3 separate regions of the Mus musculus genome follow, and regions 1 and 3 are each linked to region 2. The links are chromatin loops, found by intact Hi-C in ENCODE. Cell type or tissue: left cerebral cortex. All regions are shown on one strand.

Region 1 (8,000 bases), 170 kb after region 2:
AAATCCTGTGGTGCAGAGCTGCACAGAGAGACCCTGCTGTAAGGAGGAGTCAACTCCATCTACTCACAACAGGCACTGCCTGCCCCCTTGGGGGAAGCCTGGCTAGCCTCACTCCTCAGAGCCCACCCAAGACTCTACCCTTCTCCAGTCTTCTCTGCCTCTCCCTGCATTTCTCTCGGCTGCATGTGGTTGCTGTCCTACTCTGACCCACCCCCTTTCTTCTGGGGTGAGGTCTCTCAGCTACTGAATGTTGCCCTCTCTCTGGAAAATGCCCCTAGCTGGGATGTAGCTGCCTTGATGGAAGCTATGGTCCCTCTATCCCTATGGGCTGCTGGTGTTAGTGACTAGCTGATGGGCTTCCGAAGTTCTTGACTCTTGGTTCTTCTCTCCCTCTCCTCCCCACACTACTAGGTGATGCCCCAATTCATAACAATGAACAGAGTGACCCCCAGTTTTTGTCACAGACACTTAAACTCACAATGCCGAGAGAGAAGAAGGGCCGGACATCAGTGTTGGTAGGGAACACTTCCAGCACGACACTTTGGGCTGCCCTGGCACTGCCCTCGTTCAGCACAATGTGGGGGGTGCTGTGGGTGAAGATCTTCAACATCTGGGTGGGCCCCAGCTTGTTGGCTGCCTGGAACGACATCAGACCCACACTTGATCACAGGGCACAGGCCCTTAGTGTCCTCTGTGGTGTTTCTTGGTCTCCAGCCTCTGTCCTTCCCAGCACCCCTGGGTGGAGTGCCATCTCCCTTCAGGGATATTCTCAGTTTCTTAGCCTGAAGCAGGGCTTAGAGTTGCTCTCTTCACCCAGCTCCAGGCCATTGTCTGCCTTTCCCTGCATTTCTCTCCACTGCATGTGATTGCTGTCCTACTCTGGCCCACCCCTTCCATCTGGGGGTACGGGGAATTGCCCTTGCAATGGGTCGTCACACTGGAAATCATCAATTTCAAGTTTCTTTGCTAGACTGAAGAAGTCTCTGGGCTTCCAGGGGGCCTGGTTCCCTTAGTGGGAAAGAAGAGAGGAGCCCGCATCCGTTCTACCCTGCAGAGACCCATGAACAGAGTCAGCGAGCACCTAGCAAGCTCTAGGTGGCAAACAGACTCACCTCTGCATTGATTTCCTTGATGTCCATCTGTAACTGGCGGGCCACATCAGGAATCTGGAGAGAGGGGGAGGGGTGTGAGTCAGTTGCATTAATCACGCTTTCAGTATGTGAAATGAGGACCCTGATCAGTTAGTGATCTGTGCTATTGGGGTGCAGGCACCATCTCCGGATTCCTCAGTACCCAGAGTGCCTTGGAGCTCCCCCTGGATATTTGGGGGAGGAAACAGACACATCTGGTCTCTGAAGGCAGAACCAGGGCCCAGGTGTTAAGGGAAGCCTTTGGCTCTAGCATTGAACATCAGAATCAGGGCAGAGCTGATCGTTACTGGGAGTTCCCACCTCAGGTCTCTCTCAGCGGGCAGATGGCATGGGGGTGAGGCATCCTCCCCACACAGCGAGGCTTACCACGAATCTGAGCAGGATTACAAGCTCCTCCTTGGGGACCAGGGTGGTCACAATGGCATTCACCAGGTCCTGCCTCACGGTCAGGCTGAAGGGGGCCCTGTCTGGGGTGGTCTCCATCAGAGAAGTCGCAGAGTTGTTGAACCAGTTGGTTACCCTCGCCTGTGAGTCCAGCAGCTTGGCCTGAGGAGACACAGAGCAGGGCACGGTCTGAGGACTTTGATAGCCCATTGTATCCTGTCACCAACTGGAAGGAAGCAACTGTGCTGAGGGGAAGGTGTTTCTCAAAGTTTCCATGGTGGAAACCTCATTCCAGGCCAGTAAGGTTGAGAGGCGGGTCCTTTAGGACGGGACTGGGCCTTCATCAGTGGTTAGTGCTCTTGCAGGAGTGGCCTAGCTACTGGAGGTGGGAGTAGACCATCATGAAAGTAAGCTCAACTCCTGGTTGCCCTTGCTCTCACCCTCCCCATCTCTTTGTCTTCCACCACAGGCAGATGCAGCATGGGGGCCCGCAACAGAAGATGCAGCATGTTCTTGGATTTCCAGCTTCCAGGACCAAACGCCTAGTACACTTCTAATGTTTATAAATCACTCAGGCACTGTGTTCTGGCAACACAAACTAGACTAAGGCAGGAACCCATTCTGTTTGTTTTCCATCTTTGTATTTGCGTCAGGAAGTTTAGATTGATGAAGGCAATGGCTTGTCAGGTACCTGGCAGCCTCCCCTCCTGACTCCCTTAGATTACCTCTGCCCTCCCTTCTCTCCTGTCTCAATTTCTTTTTCCATCCTTTCTTCTGTCCTTCTGTCTCATATTTAAAGAGATGGTATATCCCTATGCTTCCCCAGGCTGGCCCCTAATGCCTGAACTCAAACGATCCTTTTGCACCTAGGATTGTGGCTGCATGCTACCCATGACTAGCTTGCAACCAGCTTGTAACCAGAATGCTTGCTTTTCATTTAGGTTTCAACCACTTAAACCCTTTAGGTGAAGGAAGGATTCAAACTGCAACAGAGCAGATGGAACTCTCCCACGCAGTGGTTTCCAAGACTCCCGAGAACCGGTCTGGGACTCACACCACCCATAGGATGTGCAGTAGGGGTTTTACAGAATCCCATTGTTACTGAGCACCCCCTGGAAGCCAGTGTGGTCTCATCTCATTGTCTCCTAAGTATCACCACTTATAGTTTACAGCCATGGAACCCTGCCCAGAGCTACACAGCCAGAGAGTCATGGTCTGGAAGTTAGGGCTGTGTGATCCTTGAGGATGCTTCTGTCCTGAGCCCATGTTGCAACGTCACCAGAAGTTTGAGGTTGGGCAGAGAAAGACCCTGAGACCCATGCACACACAGGGTCGAGGTCTGAGGTCAGGTAGGGAGACATGACGTTCTACCTGCTGGCTTTCACAAGATGCTTAGTATACGATGTCATCAGCTACATACCCTGATGATGTGTAGATGTTAGTCCCTGGGTAGTCACAGAAGAAGAGCTGTTCGCTAATGTCCCCAGTATGCTCTGAGGTCTAGACACTCACCTTCAGGTTCAACAGGATATTACTGTCCTGGATAGCAGGAGACAGAAGGCCAAACTCCAGGGCTCCAGGACTGAGGGCAATGGGTGCTGCTCAGGGCAAGAAGAAAGGTTGTGAAGGTGGAGGGTGTGTTTGGGTGGGGTAATTTTCTACTGCTTCTTTCTGGCCATTAAAGACACTGCCAGAGTCAGGAGAAATGATGCTGTTGGTAGTAACCATGGCAACCATTGCAGGGACCACTTCAAACACCAGCATAGAGCTAGACTTTAATGTGTTTAAAACCTTTGCTTCCCCCACATCATTGTAACCCACTCCAAGTGCATGGCCCTGCCCTGCCCTGCTTCACTGAGAACAGAGCAGCTAGACAGACTCGGGAATTTCCATAACATTAGTGCCTTGCAGCCTTGGATCTGATCTCTCTCTCTCTCTCTCTCTCTCTCTCTCTCTCTCTCTCTCTCTCACACACACACACACACACACACACACACCCCTAATTGGAGCAGGAAGGATCAGGTCCCAGCCTTCCCTACCATGAGTTTCCTCTGTGAGCTCAGAGGAGGCATAGCCATATGCCTCAGTTTCCCCATATGTGCAGTTGAGTGCACCGAGGGAGTAAGATGGTGCATATACAGCACCCAACCCTGGATTTAGCCCTCATATGCACTAGGGGCTTAGTGATTTGTTCTGCTCTGCCCATGCTGCTATGGCTAGGCTGCTCTTTAATGTGCCTCTTTAGATAGTAAATCACAGCACGGTAGGGCTTTCTTCCCCTTTGTTGATTCCTATTATGAGAGGGCTGAGCAGGACCAACTTCCAAGGTTGAACACAGAAGTCCATATCTTCTCCTCTTTTCTGTTCTCAGGGAGGGAGAAATGACATTTGTTCTGTACATACAGCTCACCTCTGCTCTTATTCCCTCCTTTCAGAATCACACAATAGTCAATCTACCATAATCTACCATCCATCCATCCATCCATCCATCCATCCATCCATCCATCCATCCATCTGTCCATCTAGCGTGCATATATTTTTAAGCAACTCCATGTCAGGCAGAACATGTCCTGTATGCCCAGAACTTTTCTATAACCTTTAAATATTGACTATAATCCTTTGAGGTTGGGAGGTAGAAAGCCTCATTGAGGAAACTGGGGACAAGGAGGTAAAGTGACTCCCTCAAGGTCAAGGATCAAGTCAGCAGTAGAGCTGGGTTTTAATCCAGCCCTACCTGGGTATTTGAGCCTCATGTAGAGTAATGGTTCTCAACTTATGGGTCATGACCCCTTGGAGTTGATCCACCTTTTTACAGGGGTTGGCTAAGAAATCATAAAACACAGATATTTACATTATGATTAATAAGAGTAGCAAAATTACAGTTAGAAAGTAGCAACAAAAATCATTTTGTGGTTGGGGGTCACCACAACATGAGGAACTGTATTAAAGTGTCACAGCATTAGGAAGGTTGAGAAGCACTGCCTTGCACATATAAGGTGCTTATGAAGTTGAAGCTGCAGTGTCTGGGCAGGGCTTAGCAGGTGCCTGTTCACCTGTGTTGGCCCAAGGTGCTGAGAGGGCGGTCTCTCCTGGGTAAAGGTGGGGCCTGAAGGCTAAGCCTGCAGTCAAGGGAAAGGCAGTGCAGACAGCAGAGCCCCTACCTGTTGTCAGTCTCAGGAAGTCTTCGTACATGTCATCAAAGGCCTGCTGGATCACAGGGCACAGCTGTAATAGCACAAAGTCAGGGCTATTAGTGAAGAACCAGCCCCTTGCCTACTGCTTCCTGGGCCTGCTCTCCTCCTAGTCTCACTGCAATGCCCCAGACAGTCAAATGTTCATCTGTGAAGTTGAGGACTCACAGATTTGCCCATCTCCGTTCCACCTTGCTGTTCAGTGTTCACAGCTGTCCTAAGGTCCTTTGGTCAACGGTTTGCCCTTTGCCTTGTGTCTAAACTGTACCTGGCCTGCCAGCTACCCTTCCTGGGACACTCATGAGTGCTCAAAGGAGCCCATAACTCTCTTAGAGGAAGCCAAGATTTCACTTATTCATTCCATAAAAAGAGTTCCTCCCATGTCAGACTCTAGGACAGAGGGCCAGCTGGGCTGTCCCACCCACTGCTAAGCTCTGTATCTTTGGTGAGTTTCCAGCCCCAACAGATAGTCCTGTGCCATCAAGGAGTTCTCTGCCTAACATCGACACAGCAACTCTCAACCTAGGACGATTTTAGTCTCTGGCAAGACATTTTTTAGTTATCATTATGTGGCAGACGAGCCATACTGACATCTAGTGGACAGAGGCCAAAGATGCTACTAAATATCTCACCCAGCAGCCCAGTCCCACAAAAAATATCAGTAGCCCCTAAGAGTCAGCAGTGTGGATTTAGTGGTTCTGCTGAAAGGGAACCCTCTTTTATTTCCCCCCTTTCTCCTGACCTTCCCTCTTCCAAGAAGAACCAGAAACTAACTTCCTTCCTGCTTCCTTTCCCTTCCTCCCTTCCTCCCTTCCTCCCTTCCTCCCTTCCTCCCTCCCTCCCTCCCTCCCTCCCTCCCTCCCTCCCTCCCTCCCTCCCTCCCTCCCTCCCTCCCTCCTTGCCTGAGGATTGATCCCAGGCCTCACACATGTAGGCAGGTGCTTTACCACTGAGCTACATCTCCTGCTCGTTTGGCTTTTTATTTTGAGGTGGGACCTTGCCAAGTTGCATAGGCTGGCTTTGAACTTGCTCTGTAGCTCAGGCAAACCTTGAACTGTGACCCTCCTGTTTTAGCCTCCTAAAGGAGCTGGAATTCCAAGCCTTTTCCAGACTAGTCAATATTGTTTCTTAAATTAACCCTTATAAAATATAAGATCCAGGGGCTTGAGAGATGGCTCAGCTGCTAAGAGTGTGTCAGTCTTCCAGAGGACCCAACTCAGCACCTACTCCAAGCAGCTCAAACCTGCCTGCAATTCCAGCTCCAGGAGTCAGACACTCCTGGCCTTGGTGGCACCCATGTGTGTAGAATGTATTCGTCCTCTCATATACACAAGATTAAGAATAAAGTAGTAAAGTAGGTCTTTATAATAAAATAACATCTCATTTGAGATTTCTTCTTTATTCTCTCTCTCTCCTTTTTTTTGTGGTTTTGTACCTTGTATGCTAAGAAAGTACCTTATCACTGAGGAACATCCTTAGCCCTTAGGTTTTTTTTTTTTTTTTTTTTTTTTTGATAATTTGAGACAGGGTTTCTCTGTGTAGCCCTAGCTGTCATGGAACTCACTCTGTAGGTCAGGCTGGCCTTAATCTCAGAGATCTGCCTGTCTCTGCCTCCCAAGTGCTGGAACTAAAGACATACACCACTATTGCCTGGCTAAAGCATCTTGAATTTACAACGGAAATCACTGGTCAATATGAAAGAACCCGCTTCTAAACATTTCAGTTTACCCATGGCATATTAAGGGCATATAAAATGAGAGGTTTGCAGGTATCTTTTGCTATAGACCACTTGTCTAGTAGGTGTAAAGTAGGTGGGTTCTATCCTCCCCAACCCCCTACACACAGCCTGAATTTACGGACTCAGAAGAAATAAACGGAGCTGGATCTGGTGGGCTGCAGTGCTTTCAAACCACAGCTGGACAGCTGAGCATGCCACAGTCTGCTTATGACAACATTTCAAGACAAAATGCAGGATGTTCAGGGATTTCTGGCTTGGTTTTTAAAATCAAAGTATATATACTTACATAAAACATACTAAAATACATTTAATAAAGGCAGAAAACCCATCCTCTCCCAGGTGTTTTGCTCTGCATCCACTACTGTCTATTAAAGCAGTCTCCAGTCTGATGCACGTGAGGTACTGTCTCCTGTCTCCTGTCTAATGCACTTGAGGTACTAGCTCCTGACTCCTGTCTGATGCTCGTGAGGTACCATCTCCTGTCTGATGCTCGTGAGGTACCGTCTCCTGTCTGATGCTCGTGAGGTACCGTCCCCTGTCTGATGCACTTGAGGTACTGTCTCCTGTCTCCTGTCTGTTGGGTGGCAATACTACACAGGAGCTTGCTACTGTGTACCTTCTTCCAGCTCTGCTCCATGACATCACTTTTATAGACAAAAGTCAGCCTGAAGGTAGGATTTATAACTGGGAAGTCAGCAAAAGCTACAGTTAGGGATCCTTCCCTCAACCCTTTAAGAGACACGTTTTAAAACCTTGACCAGCACATGATCAAGGCCTCCTGAATTTTTGACTTTCCTGTTACTTTGACCTCAATGATCTTGCTGGGTCAGTGGCTCAGTTTATTGGCTCAGTGGTTCTTGGTTTAGTTGAAGGAATTACTCAGTCCCGGAAGGATCCCACCCAAGGAGACAAAACTCATACGGTACCAGCTTGCAGTTCCACCCTAGTCCTACAGGGGGTGCCATCTCCATAGGCCAGAGGCCTGTCTTACTCACGTGGTTTTTCACTATTTGGGGCAGGGCTGGCACCAGGAGATTCATAACATTCTTTGCCAAGGAGTTGACCACGAAGGAGAGCCTTTGGCAAAGGAGAGCGGGAGATTAGGGAGCTTGTAAGAGAGGATTGTCCCTGCTTTATAGCGGTGACATGGAATCCTAGGAGGAAGGTGCTGACAGGTCCCCTGGAGGTGACATTGCACTCTTGAGTGGGTCACGTGTGCTGCCTGGAAGGTGTCATTAGCAGCATTTTCTGTACTGGGAAAGTGAGATATGGGAAAGTGACTTGCCCAACATCAGCTAGGCAGTCAACGGAGAAGGTGAGCTTGCTTTGGGCTCACCTAGGCCTGCCTAGGAGGTCTGGGAGCCCTGGATGAGACGCTGCTCTGTCTGCAGGTCACTTACATCTACTCCATACCCACCCTCCCAACCTGGTGGTGCCACCATTGCTGCTTACATTTTTGCTACCCAGAACTGCCTTTGGCATCTGGATTCCCTGGAAGGAGCCCTGGATCTAGACTCAGAGTGACGCCTTTCTGTT
Region 2 (8,000 bases):
TCCAAACGGAGTGAATCTTTAATGTACCCTAAAACATTTTGGAAACCCTTTCCAGCACCACTGTTGCTACCCCCCTGGAACTCTCCCATCATACTTTCTGGCATGGACTTTCTCTTTTCTCTCTACTCACTTTCTCTTGTTTCCCAACTTTTTTTCTTTTTGAGACAGGGTTTCATATAGTCTAGGTAGCTCAGTGTCTTAGTCAGGGTTTCTATTCCTGCACAAACATCATGACCAAGAAGCAAGTTAGGGAGGAAAGGGTTTATTCAGCTTACACTTTCACATTGCTGTTCATCACCAAAAGAAGTCAGGATTGGAACTAAGCAGGTCAGAAAGCAGGAGCTGATTCAGAGGCCATGGAGGGATGTTACTTACTGGCTTGCTTCCCTGGCTTGCTCAGCTTGCTTTCTTATAGAACCCAGGACCACCAGCCCAGGGATGGCACCACCCACAATGGGCCCTCCCACCCTTGATCACTAATTGAGAAAATGTCTTACGGCTGGATCTCATGGAGACATTTCCTCAAGGGAGGCTCCTTTCTCTGTGACAACTCCAGCTTGTGTCAAATTGACACACAAAACTAGCCAGTACACTCAGTTTTTAAATTAATCAATCAATTAATTTATTTATTCAGTCTGTCTGTCTATCTCTGTCTGTCCATCCATCCGTCAGTCTGTCTGTCTGTCTGTCTGTCTGTCTCCCTGTGTGTGTGAGAGAGAGAGTGCACTCGTGCACATGTGTAGTGATCAGAGGACAGCTTTTAGGCATTAGTTCTCTTCTACCATGTGGATCTCAGGAATCAGGAATTGTTAGGCTTGGCTGCACGTGCCTTTACCCACTGAGTCATTTTGACTGCCCTAGTGATAACTTTGAACTTTGGATCCTTCTGCCTCAGCCTCTCAAGTGCAGATGTGAGCCACCAGACCTGGCTTTTTGGGGGACTAGGGGTGGGGGTAGAGTCTCTTTAGTGTGTTCTTGCCTGCCTTAGTTCTATAGTGCTTTGATTACTTGATACTTGTATACCACTTGGCCTATGTCTTTATTATAAGCAAACTTTGTATCTTAAGATTTTAAATATATTTCCCCTATTAGTAGATGAATTAGATTCTAGGCAACAGGGATGACTGGAAAACTATCTCAGCAGGAACCTTTCAAAGAAACCAGGAGAAAAGGTCTCTATACCATAATTGCAGCCACTAGCACATGTTCGAGTGGGTGTATAGAAATTCGTGTGTATGTGTGTGTGTGTTGTAGCTTCTTGTCTCTAGATCCTGCCAGGATCTAACACCTTTGGCTGAGATTCTAGCACCAAACTCAGTCCTTATCTCTCATGGATGCCCGGTGTGGTTTCCTCGGGTTCGGCAGTGGGTGGGTTTGTTGGGCCACATGCCAGGCTGGATAGCTGACCAGTGATGTGCCTGACTTGGATCTCACTTTGCCTTCAGGTACCTGGAGATCTGTGCAGCGGACGGCCAGGACGCTGTCTTCTTGAGGGCCAAGGATGAGGCCAGCGCAAGGTCATGGGCGGGCGCCATCCAAGCGCAGATCGGCACATTCATACCTTGGGTCAAAGATGAGCTCCAGGCTCTGCTGACAGCCACAGGTACAGCTGGGAGCCAGGACATCAAGCAGATTGGCTGGCTGACAGAACAGGTGCTTGCTGGGTCCCACTTCCGGTACCCCTTATCACTCCATTTCCTCCTGGCGGGGCGGGGGACCCCTTTCCCTTCCACTCTCCTCATTACCATTTTGCTTGCAGTTGCCCAGCGGGGGAACGGCACCAACCCTGGCCCTGCTGACTGAGAAGGAGCTGCTCTTCTACTGCTCTCTCCCTCAGAGCCGAGAGGCCCTGAGCAGGCCGACCCGCACTGCCCCGCTCATTGCCACCAGGTACCGAGGAGCAGGGGAACTGTGTTGCTCGCAGGCTTGGGAAGGTGGTATTCCAGATAGGCCCCAGAAGCCCCAAACCTTAGCCCTGTTCTGCCTCCAGTTATTCCCCAGGTGATCTGAGGCTCATTCCGCCCCTTCTCGGCCACACTTTCCTCATTTATAAAGTTGAGGCTCAGAGCAGACAAATGGGAAGTGACAATTGTCACTTAGCTACTGACACCTACATCTGATACTGCATGGTTCAGGGGACAGTTACTACCTCTGAGAGAATCCAGAGTTGGGAGACAGACACCGAAGAGCCGTTACATTGAAGGTTATAGGAGATAGTTTACTGTCTGACTTGGCCAGGGAAGATGTAAGGTGGAGGTGACATTTGCAATGGACTTTGATGAGTGAGGAGTGTGCCTTTTGAGGAGGGTGGTAGAATATCTTTGGTCAGAGGTATCAAGGTATGAAGTGCTCGAACATGTCCATGTACATAAATATTTATATATACATATATGGTAAGCATACACACATATTTCTGTGCATATACATACATACAAGCATACATATAATTTTTGTGAGGCAGAGTCTAAGTATCCCTCCATAGTCTAGAACTTGTAACACAGACCAAATTGGCCTTGAACTTGTAGAGATCTGCCTGCCTCTGCCTCTAGCTGCTGGGATTAAAGGCATGTTTTGTCACTGCCACTTCATACTATGTTTTTGAGACAGAGTCTCAGACAGGCGTGGTGGTGCATGCCTTTAATCCCAGCACTTGGGAGGCAGAGGCAGGCGAGTTTCTGAGTTCGAGGCCAGCCTGGTCTACAGAGTGAGTTCCAGGACAGTCAGGACTACAGACACAGATAAACCCAGTCTGGAAAAAAACCAAAACAACAACAACAACAAAACCAAGGAAAAAACCAGAGTCTCTTATTGAACTCAGAGCTTGAAGTTTTGACTAGACTGACAGGCTAAGGGGTCAGTGGCCCCTGTCTCTGCTTTCCATAGCACTGGGACTGTGAACGGCTGCTGCCATACCTGGCTTTACATGGATGCCAGGGACCCAGACTCAGGCCTCATGCTAGGGCAGCAGGCACTTTTCCCACTGAGCCATTTCTCAGCCCCAGCACTATCTTAACACTTGTGGCAAGCTGTGCCAGAGGGGCTAAGCTGGGAGTCAGGAGACCGGGGCTGTGCTGTAGAGGAAGCTGCGTGATTGCCACAGAGAACATCCACTGGGAAGGGAAGGGCGGAAGCTGGGAGGCTGCCATAGCTTTGGGAAGACCTGGGGCTGAGGGGAGCAGGTGGGTGGGGACACAGATGGAGAACTGTGGCATTTGCAGTGGAAAGCACATGGGTGGGAGCTCACAGGCTCCGTGCTTGCCAGATGGGCAGGAGGCCGTGGGTGAGTAGGAGATTCGGAGTGTGTGTGTGTGTGTGTGTGTTTGTGTGTGCATGCGCTGCTGGGGGCAGTGAGAATGGAGTTGGGGTGTCTGTAGAGGAGGTTCCAGAGATGCTGAGTCATGTCCAGAGCATATGTGGGAAACAGGGAATGTGGCTCAGAAGACTGGGGGCTGGAGGGTCTGAGGCTCAGGGCTGGAATGTGGGAGCTTCAGTTAACACTCCCAAGGGAAACTAAGAGTGGGTGAAGTGAAGAACAGAGAGGCTCAGAGCCAGAACTTAGAGGTTTGGCGGCCAGAGAGGGACAGTGAGCTGCCCAAGGCCACACAGCAAGTGAGAATCAAGCTGCAGGGTCTAGGGCCCTTGTTACCATGGTTACCATGATTGCCTAGCCTGGTTTCTGCACCAGCTGACAAGTGACAGGTTTTAGATTGTCTGTCTAATCTAGTGACTTGTTAATTAAGACAGGTATTTATTAAACACCTACTGTGTGCCCATAGTTTAAATTACTGGGAATATAGTGTTATATAAAATAGACAAGAACTTCTACCCTAGTCTAGCTAGTGAAAAGGTCAGCCAAAAGCCTACCAAAACTAATAAGTAAAATGTATCATTTTGGCTGGGCCAAATTATATACATACACGTATAATTTCAGCTGGGTGTGGGTCACATGCCTGTAATCCCAGTACTCAGTGGGTAGAAGCTGAAGAATCAAGCCTGATCTACATAGCGAGTTCCAGGCCAGCCAAGGTGATAGAGTGAAACCCCGTCCAAATAACAAAAGCATTCAAAGTGTACAATTTCTGCAACCCTGGTGAAAAGTAAGCTGGTAGTGACAAAGAGCTCCTTTAGACAGAGTAGGGGATCTATGAACAGCGATCTACAGGAAGTGTGAGGGAGATCGTGAGTATTCAGTCAGAGAAAGCACATGTGTGGAGGACACGACTAAGGCTGAAATAAGCGTCAGGGGAAGATGGAGGAGATGAACCTCCGCAACTCCTGTCCCTTGTAAGACGCTGAAGGATGCAGGTCTTTGCCCCGGCCCCACCCTGCTCCATGCTTGGCCCTCTGCTCTGCACACAGGCTGGTGCACTCAGGCCCCTCCAAGGGCTCAGTGCCCTATGATGCAGAACTCTCCTTTGCCCTGCGCACGGGTACACGGCACGGTGTGGACACTCACCTGTTCAGTGTGGAGTCGCCGCAAGAGCTGGCAGCCTGGACCCGACAGTTGGTGGATGGCTGTCATCGGGCTGCTGAAGGCATACAAGAAGTGTCTACAGGTGTGTCAGGTGGAGCCTCTTGTGCCTAGAGGCTTTCAAGTTCCTTCTTTTATGGTGCTTCTGGGGGGAGGGAGCGAACAGACGGAGGTTGGGCTTTTTCAGGGGCCCCTATCTGGGGTATGCAGATGCTCTGGGAGGAAGGGAGACATTTCTTCTTGGTGTCTTTTCTTATGTTATTCCTGTGATTCTGCTGGTGAGGATTCAAGGTGGCGCACACCTTTAATTCCAGCACTTGGGGAGGCAGAGACAGGTAGATCTCTGTGGGTTTGAAGCCAGTCTGGTCTATATAGCAAGTTCCAAGCCAGCCAGGGCTACACAGTGAGATCCTGTCTTGGGGGTGAGGCTGTAGGTCAGATAGGGCACCAGTTAGATTTGAATTTCAGGTAAACAGTGAATACTTTCTTATGTCAATCTAAATTATATTTGTATAAAATTTAAATTTAGCCTGCTAATCTTGCGCCTTTATGGGGTAAACATGGTGTCCATCACAGAATTTAACTCCCATTTATTTTATTGTGCTGAGAATTGAACCCAAGTCCTTGTACATGATAGCTACATACTCTTCTACTGAGCCAAGCTTCCCTAACACACGTGGCTTTGCTGGAAACGAAGCAAGATGCAGCTGTGGGTCCTCGAAGGCCCACCTTCTGTATTTTAGGATAGGGTGGCTGGGCCAGTGGTTGTTCGGTGTCATGACAGAGGGAGCCTCCCATCCATGGAGGAGCGGCAGACAGGTTCTGGAGCTGCTTTAGGAGCTGAGTGGGCTTTGTGATCACCGAGGTGCCAGGGTCTGTGTTCACTGCTCTCCTGCAGCCTGCACGTGGAACGGCCGTCCCTGCAGCCTGTCTGTGCACATCGACAAGGGCTTCACCCTGTGGGCAGCTGAGCCTGGAGCAGCCCGAGCCATGCTGCTCCGACAGCCCTTCGAGAAACTTCAGATGTCATCAGATGATGGCACGAGTCTCCTTTTCCTGGACTTTGGGGGTGCTGAAGGAGAGATCGTAAGTGGAGGACCGCCTCTGCATCCTGGGGGTGGGGATGCTCTTCTGGAGGCCAGTCTGGACAGAATTCCTGACCCTTCTCTCTGTCCACTCTGCAGCAGCTGGACCTGCACTCGTGTCCCAAAACGATGGTCTTTATCATCCACTCTTTCCTGTCCGCCAAGGTCACCCGCTTGGGGCTCTTGGCCTAGAAGCTGTCAGATGCACCAGCCCTGAAGAGGATCGTTCATCTTGTGGCCTGACCTGTCCTTCTGCTGACTGCCTGCTCGTCTGGGGGCTGAGGGAAGGGAGAGGAGGGGAACTAGGGCCTCAGAGACCAGCCTGAGGAAGCAGAACTCAGACCTGGGACAGCGAGTCTGGCTTGTGTTGGGCAGCCTTCCTACTGCTCACCTCCACCAGTGCCTTTCTAAGAGAGATATTTTGTGTACACAGAAGCCATTCCGAGCCTGGGACCTGACCCTGTGTGGATCCCGTCCCCAGCCAACAGCAGAGCTGCCAGGCCTCCTGGAGGCCTCTAAGCCACCCTGAGATCTCTGCAGCTGGAGTCTTCTGGGTCAGTGGCAAGAGGAAGAAGAGGAGCCTTTCTGTTCACTTCCCCTTGAGCCCCGTGGGGCATCTGGGTTTTCTCCTCGTCCTCTCTCCCCTCCTTCATCTTGAATAATAAACAGCCTGTGAGCACAATGGCAGCCTGGCATCATGTCTGTGGTTTGTGTCTTTACACTGGGACTCTGAGGTGGCTCTGTAGTCCCAGAGGAACCAGAACAAGGTGTGAGACCCCTTTCCTGGAGAACTGGGTCTTCAAGTGAGTACTGGCTTTATCTGTGCTCTGTGATAAGTGACCCTACAATCTAGCAGATCATCCTGTCTTCCATTCTGTGGGTCAGAAATTTGAGACTGGCTGAGTTGGATTGTTTCCTGTCTGAGGTCTCTTATGAAATTCCAGTCAATGAGGAAACTGTCCCATGAAGTTACTTAATTAGTTTGGTTAGAAATTAGGCACTAGGAAATGGGGAGATGTGGTTAAGTAGAGATTTTCCAGTCTTCCTTACCCATCCATCTCACCTATACATCCACCAACCAATTGCTCACCCAGAAGCATCTAGGATACATCTGTTGTAGTCCCCAGTGATGTGGCAGAGAGCAACGTTGAGAGGTCTTTATCCTCAGCAGGAAGAAATTCATCAAAATCCCCTGCAATCAAAAGTGTGATTCCAATTGGTCAGACACAGGGAGTTAGCAGAGGGGACAGTGGGACCAGGCTCCCTTACGTGGTTTCATTTCTGTCAGGAGGAGACACTGGAGTGGATGCAGTGGAAAGGGGCATGCTTCAGTCAGCTTCTCCTGCGATTCCTGTGACACCAGTGACCCCTACCCTGGACAAACCCAGTCCAGTCTCTATGCCTGCAACAGCAGACATTTCCTTTCATGAGCCTGGACTGTGCATTGACAGTTCTACTACTGGGCTGGGCAGGGCACTTTTGTTCTGGGCTGTTGGTTGGGCTTCTTAGGGTGTGCTTGCCCTGTGGGTAGGTCTGTGGAATGCAAAGAACAGTCAATCACATGGGCCATTCAGGTCATCTGCCTGACAGCGGTGAAGAGAACACACAGTCACAGTGGGGTGGAGGGGGAATGAGTGCTCACGATGGCAACTTTCACCAACTAGCAGAATTAGATGAAAGATGATCATGGCAGGTAGAACATTCAGGTCTTAAAGCGAGCAGAACATGGGATCCCCAAACTTCTGGAGTCAGAGGAGTTTGTTTCTTTTTCTAACCTTCATCAGTCCTTAATCCCACACTAGCCCGGGAACCCACAGTGGACTACTGCCACAGCCCCAGATCCTTTGGCCCCACTCCTTATCCATGTCTTCCCCACATTGCAATGTATTCACCACACAGTTGCCACCCTACAGGCAAGGAGACTGGAGTCAGCAGTCACTACTTGGCTATGGTTATTCAACTGTCAGCCAGCACAGCCCCAGAGGGAACCCAGCCAGTCTGAGGTTGAGTTAGTCAGTGCTAAGAATAGGGCTTTGGGATCAGCGTGAACTGTGGCTGGATCCCAAGGACTGCTTGCTGCGTGAGCCTTTGCACATGACTACTTTTGTATACTCACCCTTAAATTTGTAAAATGAGTTAGTCTTTTAAAAATCTTTTTTTTTTCAAGATAGGGTTTTCTTTCTCTTTCTCTCTCTTGCTGTTCTGAAACGTTTTCTGTAGACTAGGCTGGCCTCGAACTTATAGAGAGCCACAACTTCTGCCTCCGGAGTGCTGGGATTAAAGGTATGTGCCACTGTGCCCAGCTTGGGCTCTTTTAAATAAGGTAACCATGAGGTTCTACCTTTATGACCTAGTCACTTTGTGAAGACCCTACCTCCTATGTCCACTTTCTTGAAGGTTATGGTATTGAGGGGACACGCGCATTGAGACTGTCTTTGAAACAG
Region 3 (8,000 bases), 200 kb before region 2:
CCCCTCTACTGTATATCAGAGGGCTCCTTGCTAGTGGGCAATAGGTTACAAACACTTTGAAAGGGGAAAAAAAAACTAAATTCTTTGTCTAAATTATTCTGCTGAGAAGTTCTGGAGCCCTACTGTCAAATAGGAGCACTAGATGAGTCACGTGCACAGCACGTGTCAAGCTTGTATGAGACGCAGGATCCTATCACCAGCACTGAGAATAAAACTTCAAGTGTCCACATTTTTTGAGATGCATTAAGAAGGCTGTGGCCGGGCAGTGGTGGCGCACGCCTTTAATCCCAGCACTCGGGAGGCAGAGGCAGGCAGATTTCTGAGTTCGAGGCCAACCTGGTCTACAGAGTGAGTTCCAGGACAGCCAGGGCTACACAGAGAAACCCTGTCTCGGAAAACCAAAAAAAAAAAAAAAAAAGGCTGTGGCAGTAGGGTTGTGAGCTCCAGGCCAGGCTGCGATACATTAAAAAACAAACAAACAAACAACCTCTGTCTCAAAAAAAGGCGGGGGTGGGCGTCCAAGGAGATGGCTCAGTGAGTCAAGATGGTTGCAGCCAAGCCTGGCGACCTGAGTTTGATCCCTGTGTTCTACATGGTGACATGGTGGAAGAAGAGAACCAGCTCCTGCAAGTTGTCCTCTGCCCCCACATGTGTGCCTTGGCATGTGTGCATGCACACGTGCACACACACACACACACACACACACACACGCACATATACAATAAATAAATGAAAATATAATAAAACATTAAAGAACATGTAAAATTAATCTTAATCATATATTTTGCCTGCATGTACATCTGTGTACCATGCGTGTGTGTGGTACCAGCAGAAGTCAGCAGAGGGCGCTGAGTTCCTTGGAACTGAGGGTATGGGTGTTGTGAGCCACTATGTGGGAAATGAAGCTTGGTCTTGGTCGTCTGCAAGAGCACTTAAGTTTGTTGTTGTTGTTGTTGTTGTTGTTGTTGTTGTATGATTGTTTGAGGTTTTTTTTTTTTTTTTTTCCCCAGACAGGGTCTCTCTGTGTAGCCCTGGCTGTCCTGGAATTAACTCTGTAGACCAGGCTGGCCTCGAACTCAGACTGCCTCTGCCTCCCAGTGTTGGGATTAAAGACGTGGACTGCCTGGTGAACTAAGTGCCTTTCACCACTAAGCCATTTCTCCAGCCTCAGACCTTTAATCGTGTATATTTTAACTCAATATTTCCCAAACTGTGCCATTGCTACATATGTTAATATAAAAGATTGGTAACAGCCTTTCTTGAAGTATGTCCTCAACACTGCCAGTGTGTTCTGCGTGCACCAGGTCACACGGTTATCCTCACAGAAGGTTCCGGAGGACACTGAAAATCTGGAACTAAAGACACAGTCTGAGCCCTGCCCCCACTCTGTGATGCATCCCCGGGGAAGGCTCTCCAACTCTCAGCACCTCCAGCCCTGCTAACCCGATGCCCACCCTGGACACTTGGCAGCACCTGAGAGCCACTATACCAGTGACTTCAGCATAGCGAGTTTCTCCTTCCTCCTGACTGCTTTGCATATGATTGTCTTTAATCCCTAGTAACCTTGCAAGGATGCACGCTGATCCATGTTTTCCAGGTATGTGGTCTCAGGATGATTTGAACAGCCTGCCTGACTTTGAAGCCCGTGTTTCCTTCAGTGCCCCGCATTAAACCTAGAAAACCTTAGCCGTGCTTTGCAGTCGTTGATTATAGCATCTGACATTTGACACCAACCCAGATGCTCACAGGAGCTCTTGGTGGCATAAATGGAAAGTGCTTGGGGTGCTATGGCACGGGGGGGAATGGGGCACAGTGGACTGGAGAATTGTGTGCCAGGCAGAATTTTTAAAAACCATTCATCTGAAGGAACAAAACAGCTCTCAGAAAAGCCTGGTCCGGAGGCTACCGATTTGAGGCACTTGGTTTGGTGCAGTGCATTCCTTCCACCGTGCCCTCTCCTCCTGTCTTTTTATGTGACTGAAATGACCAGTAGAAGTCTACTCGAGTCGCTGGAGTGCTCATCACTGTGCGGATTCTGGGCTGGCATGGAGACAAACGCCCATATTCACAGCACCTGGGAGGTGGGGGCAAGAGGAAGGGAGCTCAACGTCATTTTCTGCTACAAAGCAAGTTGGAAGCCTGGACGACTGAGACCCTATCTCATGAACACATGAATGAATGAGTGGATGAATGAATGAATGAATACAATGCAAATTCTGACCCAGGGGGTCTGGAGCTGGTCCAAGGTATGTCTTATAAGTTTCCCAAGCTGTGGGTACTGTTCTAGGAGCCCCGCCAGCTTGCTGAGGGGGTGGTGAATGGCAGTTGTCCCAGGTCACTGACCAGTCACAGAGCTGCAGGGCAGCAGAGGCTCTCTCTGACTCCCCAGTGCTCTCAGCCACGGCCGTTCCCTGCGAGTTCAGAGCAGATCGTTTGGAAGAGCTGCTTTCTCTGCTGGAACTGGAAGATGAACCAGCGCTGGAGCCCGTCAGGAGACGGCCATTGCCAGGCAGGTCTAGTCTAGATGATGGGGAGCCCTGCCATCCTCTCTTCTCTTCATACCTGGCTTCTCCAGTCGCCACTCCGGTGTCCCCACCCCCACCCCCCCACCCCCGCCTGAGGGATCCCACTCCTGGTGCCTGATTTACCACTCTGCGGCAGGTGTGAAGTTTTAGAGATTAATATGCCCCTTGAGCAGCATTAGGCCAGCACTAAGAAATATCATCACAGGCAGCTCCCAGCCCTCAGAAGAGATAACCCTCCATACACTCTGCGTGCTGCTTGCTAGAGCTCCAAGCAGGGCTGGACTCCAGGTGCCCATGGTGGAAACTATCTCCTTCAACGCCACATCCATTGCATCTGCTGGGACAGTGCGTCACTTGCACACAAACCCTTGTCTTGGGCTTTATTATTGGAGAAAAACCCAAACTAAAATTGGCTACTAGTCAATACACTAAGAGGCAGTATAGACAGTTGCAAGGGGTAAGGGCTTTGGAGCCAGCATGCTCAGGTTGGAGCCCTGACGGATGAAGTGGCTTAGCCATCTGTGCCTCATCTGTAAAAGGGGTGTTGTGATGACATGCGCCTCGTGGTGTCTGGAATGATTAAGTGACGCATGTAAAGTGAGCATTCAATAAGACATTGCTCTTATTTCCAATAGAACAAATACAGGAGGAAGCTGGTTGTAAGAAATAAGTGTGCCCTGTGTTTAGCCGGCCCTTCTCCCCAGTCAGCCTTGGACTCCTGCCCTGATATCCCTCCTCCACTGCTGGGGGTGGCCTGCTCCACCACTTACTGACTCTGCTCTCTAAGAATAGGTTTCCCTCGCAGATGGTATCTCTCTGGATCTTGCCAGAGCATCTGGTGCCTCCAACTGCACACTCCAGGGAGGAAGGCGGGGTGGTCCCCACAGAGAGGAACAGAGCCTGTCTTCAACGGCTTTGGGAGGAGCCCAGCTTCACTCCTTCCTTGCTGAGCCTCCATTTTCTATGATCTGTGTGTAGGGATTGCCAAAGGGCCATTGGCACATGGAGAGGAGCTATTGCCATTCGCCTTCCTTAAACAGCAGAGTGGATTAATCTACAATTACTGAAAAAGTTAAAATATTATATTGTTTAGTTAACTTTCTTCCTGTGGGGGGGGGGTCTTGATTTTGGTTTTTTTGTTGTTTTTTGTTTGTTTTGTTATTGTTTGTTTTAAGACAGGGCATGCCCAGCAGTGGTGGCGCACACCTTATATCCTAGCACTCGGAGGCAGAGGCAGATGGATCTCTGTGAATTCAAGGCCAGCCTGGTCTACAGAGCAAGTTCCAGGACAGCCTGTGCTACACAGAAAAATCTTGTCTCAAAAACCTAAAACCAAACAAACAGAAGGACAGGATATCATGTAGCCCCAGGTTAGCCTTAAACCCAGCATGCAGCTGAGGCTGGCATTGAATTCCTGATCCTCCTGCTTCCACTTCCTGAATGCTAGGACTATAAATGTGGGTACCTTGCTTTGTCGCTGGCAAGCTGCTCAGGAGAGGCAGAACACAGTCCGTGATAAGAGTCCCATCCCATGTTTCCCGGATAAGAAACAGTGGGGTCTAGGACAGACACTGTGGTTCCTGGCCTCCTGTGTACCCAAGAGACCTTGGGGAACTTGAGGAGTTGGGAATGGGGTCTGTGTCTCCTCTACCCACCATGCAGGAAGGGGAGGGCTGAGCCTAGGACTGGGGTGAAATCCAGTTTGGTTCCAAGTGAATGTCAAGAGTATGGAGGGACCAGAAGAGAGAAGGCCTTCTACCGGAGATGTAGTCTTGGCTCTTTAGGATGAAGGTCTCGTGCCTTGTAGATCTTTGAAGAAGGAGAGGGTCCTTGCTTGGCCAAACTGCTTTATTTGATGGGGGAATAAGAATGCATACATCTTACTCAGGGTGAACCAGGGATTAAATGCCTTTTTCAGGAAGGAGTGCCCAGGAAGGGAAGTTCATTGGCTGAATGCTGATACCTCATTATCATGGAGAACGGCAGGTGTCTGTGCTTCGCAGACCTACTGTCACAGGCCTCTTAGTGGGGTGTCATGATAACACGTCCCAGATCAGATCAGGTAGTTTGGTGGGGAGCTGCCCTCACGCCTACTGTTCTCAATTCTGAGATTTCCAGGGGCACGGTCCACTTGCCCCACAATGCTTGGGTTTCCCCACAACCCGTGTGTGTGTGTGTGTGTGTGTGTGTGTGTGTGTGTGTGTGAGAGAGAGAGAGAGAGAGACAGTCTCACTCTATAGCCCAGGATGGCCTGCAATTCAGTGTCTAGACTAAGTTAGCCATGGTGGTGGCTTCCCATACATTCCTCTAGTTCTCACCTTTCCGGGGCAGCAGGAGAGATCTAGTTCATTCTTTATCCCCCCCTCCCTCCTCCCCCCCCCTCTCTCTCTACACACACACACACACACACACACACACACACACACACAGAGTAGCATAGGTGGTCTGTTCCTTTCATTTCAGCACTTGGGAGTCAGAGGCTGGCCTATGAGTTGGACGATCAGTCTGATCTGCACAGGAAATTCCAGGCGAGGCGGGGCTACAGAATGAGACCCTGTCTCTCAAACAAATCAAACCATCAAGCTGTACAACAATCCTATAGCAAAGGGAAAAGTAAGACTCTTTCTTAAGCTCAGTCATAAGTAGCCCCTTGCCAGGGACACCCACTCTAAGAGTGCCCTCAACTCTGCATGTGCATGCATGCGCACGTGCAAACATGCGTGTGTGTCTGGGGTGTGTGTGTGTGTGTGTGAGTGTGTGGAGGTCAGAGACCTACATTAGGTGTCTACCTCAGTTGCTCTCCACTTTATTTTTGAGATCTCTCAGTCTCGCTGAACCTGGAGTTCAGGAATTCAACTAGGTCAGCTGGCCAGTGAGCCCCAGGGATCCCCTGTCTCTGTGTCCTTGTGCAGGGATCACAGACACACACTACTGCACCTGGTGTCTCACATGGATACTGCGGATCCCAAGTCTGGACAACGCTCGTAACTGACTGGGTCAGCCCTTTCCGGCTTTGCTCCACCCCTGGCTTCTAGCACTTTCAGAGCTTTACACTCTTCTGTGAACAGTCACTTGTCTTTGTCTACGAATAAACCTTTATATTGCATTATCTTGACTCTGACATTGCTCCTCATCTGTGTGCTTGGGTCACTTTCTATATAAAGTGAGCCTTTGAGGGGCTGGAGAGATGGCTCAGTGGTTGACAGCACTAGCTACTCTTCCAGAGGACCCAGGTTGATTCTCAGCACCCTCATGATAGCTCACAGCTGTTACCTCAGTTCCAGGGCATGCAACACCCTCTTCTGGCTCTCTCAGGTACTGCATGCACATGGTGGCCAGAGGTACAAGCAGACATAATATTCTCACATACCCATATACATAAAAAAAAAATCATTTATTCTGTATACACACACACACACACACACACACACCGGCCAACAATAAGTCTTTTCTTAAGTAATCAGACTTCAAAGTGAAGGAAAAGGATGATGTTAATTTGGGACCTTTCTGCTTCTCCATGCCCAGAATAGAGATCGTCAAGCAAGCCCATGTGAGAGCAATGATTTGCAGACTAAGATGCCGAGAAACTGCCCATGATGCTCTCCACTCAAGCCTTCCACATCCATGCTCCAGAAAGGATCCTGGCAACAGCCTCTCTCTCCACCCTGTTCCCTTTAACTGCCCTGTGAGTGCATTCGGTTTATAAGAAGCAGGCTTTGAACCCTTCGTTCGCCTAAACCAGAACACTGGGTTCTGCCCCCCCAGAATGAAGCCATGTCACGACAAGCTGTGACTTAAGGTCGGCCTTGTCTTTGAGAAGCCAGAGCATATTTATAAAAGGAAAAGTGTTTGCCCCTCTTCCCTTGCCTTGTTTCAGATTCAGAGGGAATATGTCTTACTCGGCCTTGAAGGGCATTTCAGAGCGAAGGGTTTGATGTTAAGCAGAGGCAGACGAGGCCAGTCCCACCCTGGCAGAGGACAAAGGAGAGCTGGGCTCTCTTCTAATGTTGGTTTGAGAAATCTAAGTACAGGGAGCCTGTGTTTTGCACCAGCTCTGCTCAAGAACGCCCGCGAAAGCCGTGACTTAGAAAGTAGGCTGCACTGTACACAGGTCCTGGCGTGAATGCCAGGATCCTTGCTCTTCCGGCCGTCTCCCTGTGGGCTGGGTGTCAGCTGAGATTCAGGAGTAGGGCCAGGCCACATCAGCTCTTTAGACACTTCTTTTGGACTGACTTTGTTATGTCATGAATTCCTCTGGCATCTGTGGGAGCCCATGGTTCCCTCTCAAGAGTGTTGTTTCCAAAACCCATGCAATAAAGTATATAGAGCCAGGACCAACAGAGTAGGCCTGTCTCAAAAACAAAACAAAAAACTCCAAAACAGCCCCCTTTTAAAAGCCCCAAATAGCAAAACCTAAGATCTAATGAAATATCCCCAAAACACAAACAATGTCTTAGCTAAAGCAGTGAGCCCAGCACAGCAGGCAGGGCTGTAAGCTCCTCTGTGTGTTGAGCGCACGCAGTGCTGGGGTTTGAGCCCTACTTTTGAGCCAAGCAGTCTACCAACTGAGCTACATGCCCAGCCCTGGAAAAGCTGTCATTTGTGTCCCCTGTGTAATTTCAGCCTTCAAGAGGTAAAGGGAGGTGGGTCATGAGTTCGAGATCATCTTCTGCTACACTCAGTGAGTCTGAGCCAGTGTCTTGGATTTCTGTTCTGGTGCTAAGACACCATGACCAAAGGCATTTCGGGGAGGAGAGTGTTTATTTCATCTTCTAACTACTCACGCCACACCCAGTCACTGAGGAAGCTGGGCAGGAACCGCTGAAACTGAAGGAGAAGTCATGGAGGAATGCCCCTGGCTTGCTCCCTCTGGCTCGCTCAGTCTGTGTTCTTTTTTTTTTTAAATTTATTTATTTATAATATGTAAGTACACTGTAGCTGTCTTCAGACACTCCAGAAGAGAGCATCAGATTTTGTTCCGGGTGGTTGTGAGCCACCATGTGGTTGCTGGGATTTGAACTCAGGACCTTCGGAAGAGCAGTCAGCACTCTTAACCGCTGAGCCATCTCACCAGCCCCTCAGTCTGTGTTCTTATACCAACCCACCCTTATACTGCCTGCCCAAGGATGGCACTGGCCCCTCCCATGTTGTCAGTCATTAAAATAAAGGGCCCAATGGTTACATCCACAGGCCAGTCTGATGGAGGCATTTTCTCAATTAATGTTCCTCATCTTGGGTGCTCTAGTTTGTGTCAAGTTGAAAAAAAAAAAAACAACAAACATGGCCAGGCAGTCTGGACTACATGAGACCGTCACGAAAACAAAACAAAAACAACCACCAAAAGACAAAAATGAAAACCAAGCTGGTTAGTGATCAAGAGCCTGAACTGCTCTTGCAGAGGTCTTGAGTTTAGTCCCAGCATCCACATCAGATGCTCTGAGCACATCTTCCCCACCAGACAAACAAAATTAAAAA

Evidence for each region. A loop is a pair of places that touch in the nucleus more often than their neighbours do. Peaks named below come from ENCODE experiments on the same cell type or tissue, not always from the same donor. Only the 100,000 strongest peaks of a DNase experiment are listed, where the experiment ranks them.
Region 1: it touches region 2 in a loop (12-fold over the local background); 25 of 42 quality-filtered maps call a loop at or near these places.
Region 3: it touches region 2 in a loop (11-fold over the local background); 2 of 42 quality-filtered maps call a loop at or near these places.

The regions. Positions count from the first base shown.
Region 1 is chr2:154,206,631-154,214,630 of GRCm38, reverse strand. It overlaps Bpifb1 (BPI fold containing family B, member 1), which reads right to left. Exons shown (of 16, transcript NM_001012392.1): 6 at 7,460-7,541; 7 at 4,697-4,760; 8 at 3,048-3,133; 9 at 1,518-1,697; 10 at 1,113-1,166; 11 at 479-637. Among named protein-coding and RNA genes, the nearest start is that of Bpifb5, 13 kb to the left of the region's middle. In left cerebral cortex, CTCF peaks have their summits at 5,320 (motif pointing left) and 7,416; DNase peaks (open chromatin) are centred at 2,086, 2,561, 3,272 and 5,296; H3K27ac peaks cover 896 bases.
Region 2 is chr2:154,374,564-154,382,563 of GRCm38, reverse strand. It overlaps Snta1 (syntrophin, acidic 1), which reads left to right. Exons shown (of 8, transcript NM_009228.2): 4 at 1,446-1,653; 5 at 1,760-1,890; 6 at 4,360-4,556; 7 at 5,370-5,557; 8 at 5,656-6,250. The coding sequence ends at 5,748. Among named protein-coding and RNA genes, the nearest start is that of Cdk5rap1, 5.8 kb to the right of the region's middle. In left cerebral cortex, no CTCF peak of the experiment used is centred here; DNase peaks (open chromatin) are centred at 1,418, 3,279, 4,208 and 7,562; H3K27ac peaks cover 2,164 bases.
Region 3 is chr2:154,579,444-154,587,443 of GRCm38, reverse strand. It overlaps Pxmp4 (peroxisomal membrane protein 4), which reads left to right. Exons shown (of 4, transcript NM_021534.3): 4 at 1-400. It overlaps Gm39963 (a long non-coding RNA gene), which reads left to right and starts at 3,814. Exons shown (of 2, transcript XR_866872.1): 1 at 3,814-5,138; 2 at 5,438-5,634. In left cerebral cortex, CTCF peaks have their summits at 825 (motif pointing right) and 5,845 (motif pointing left); DNase peaks (open chromatin) are centred at 842, 2,102, 2,418 and 3,333; H3K27ac peaks cover 1,144 bases.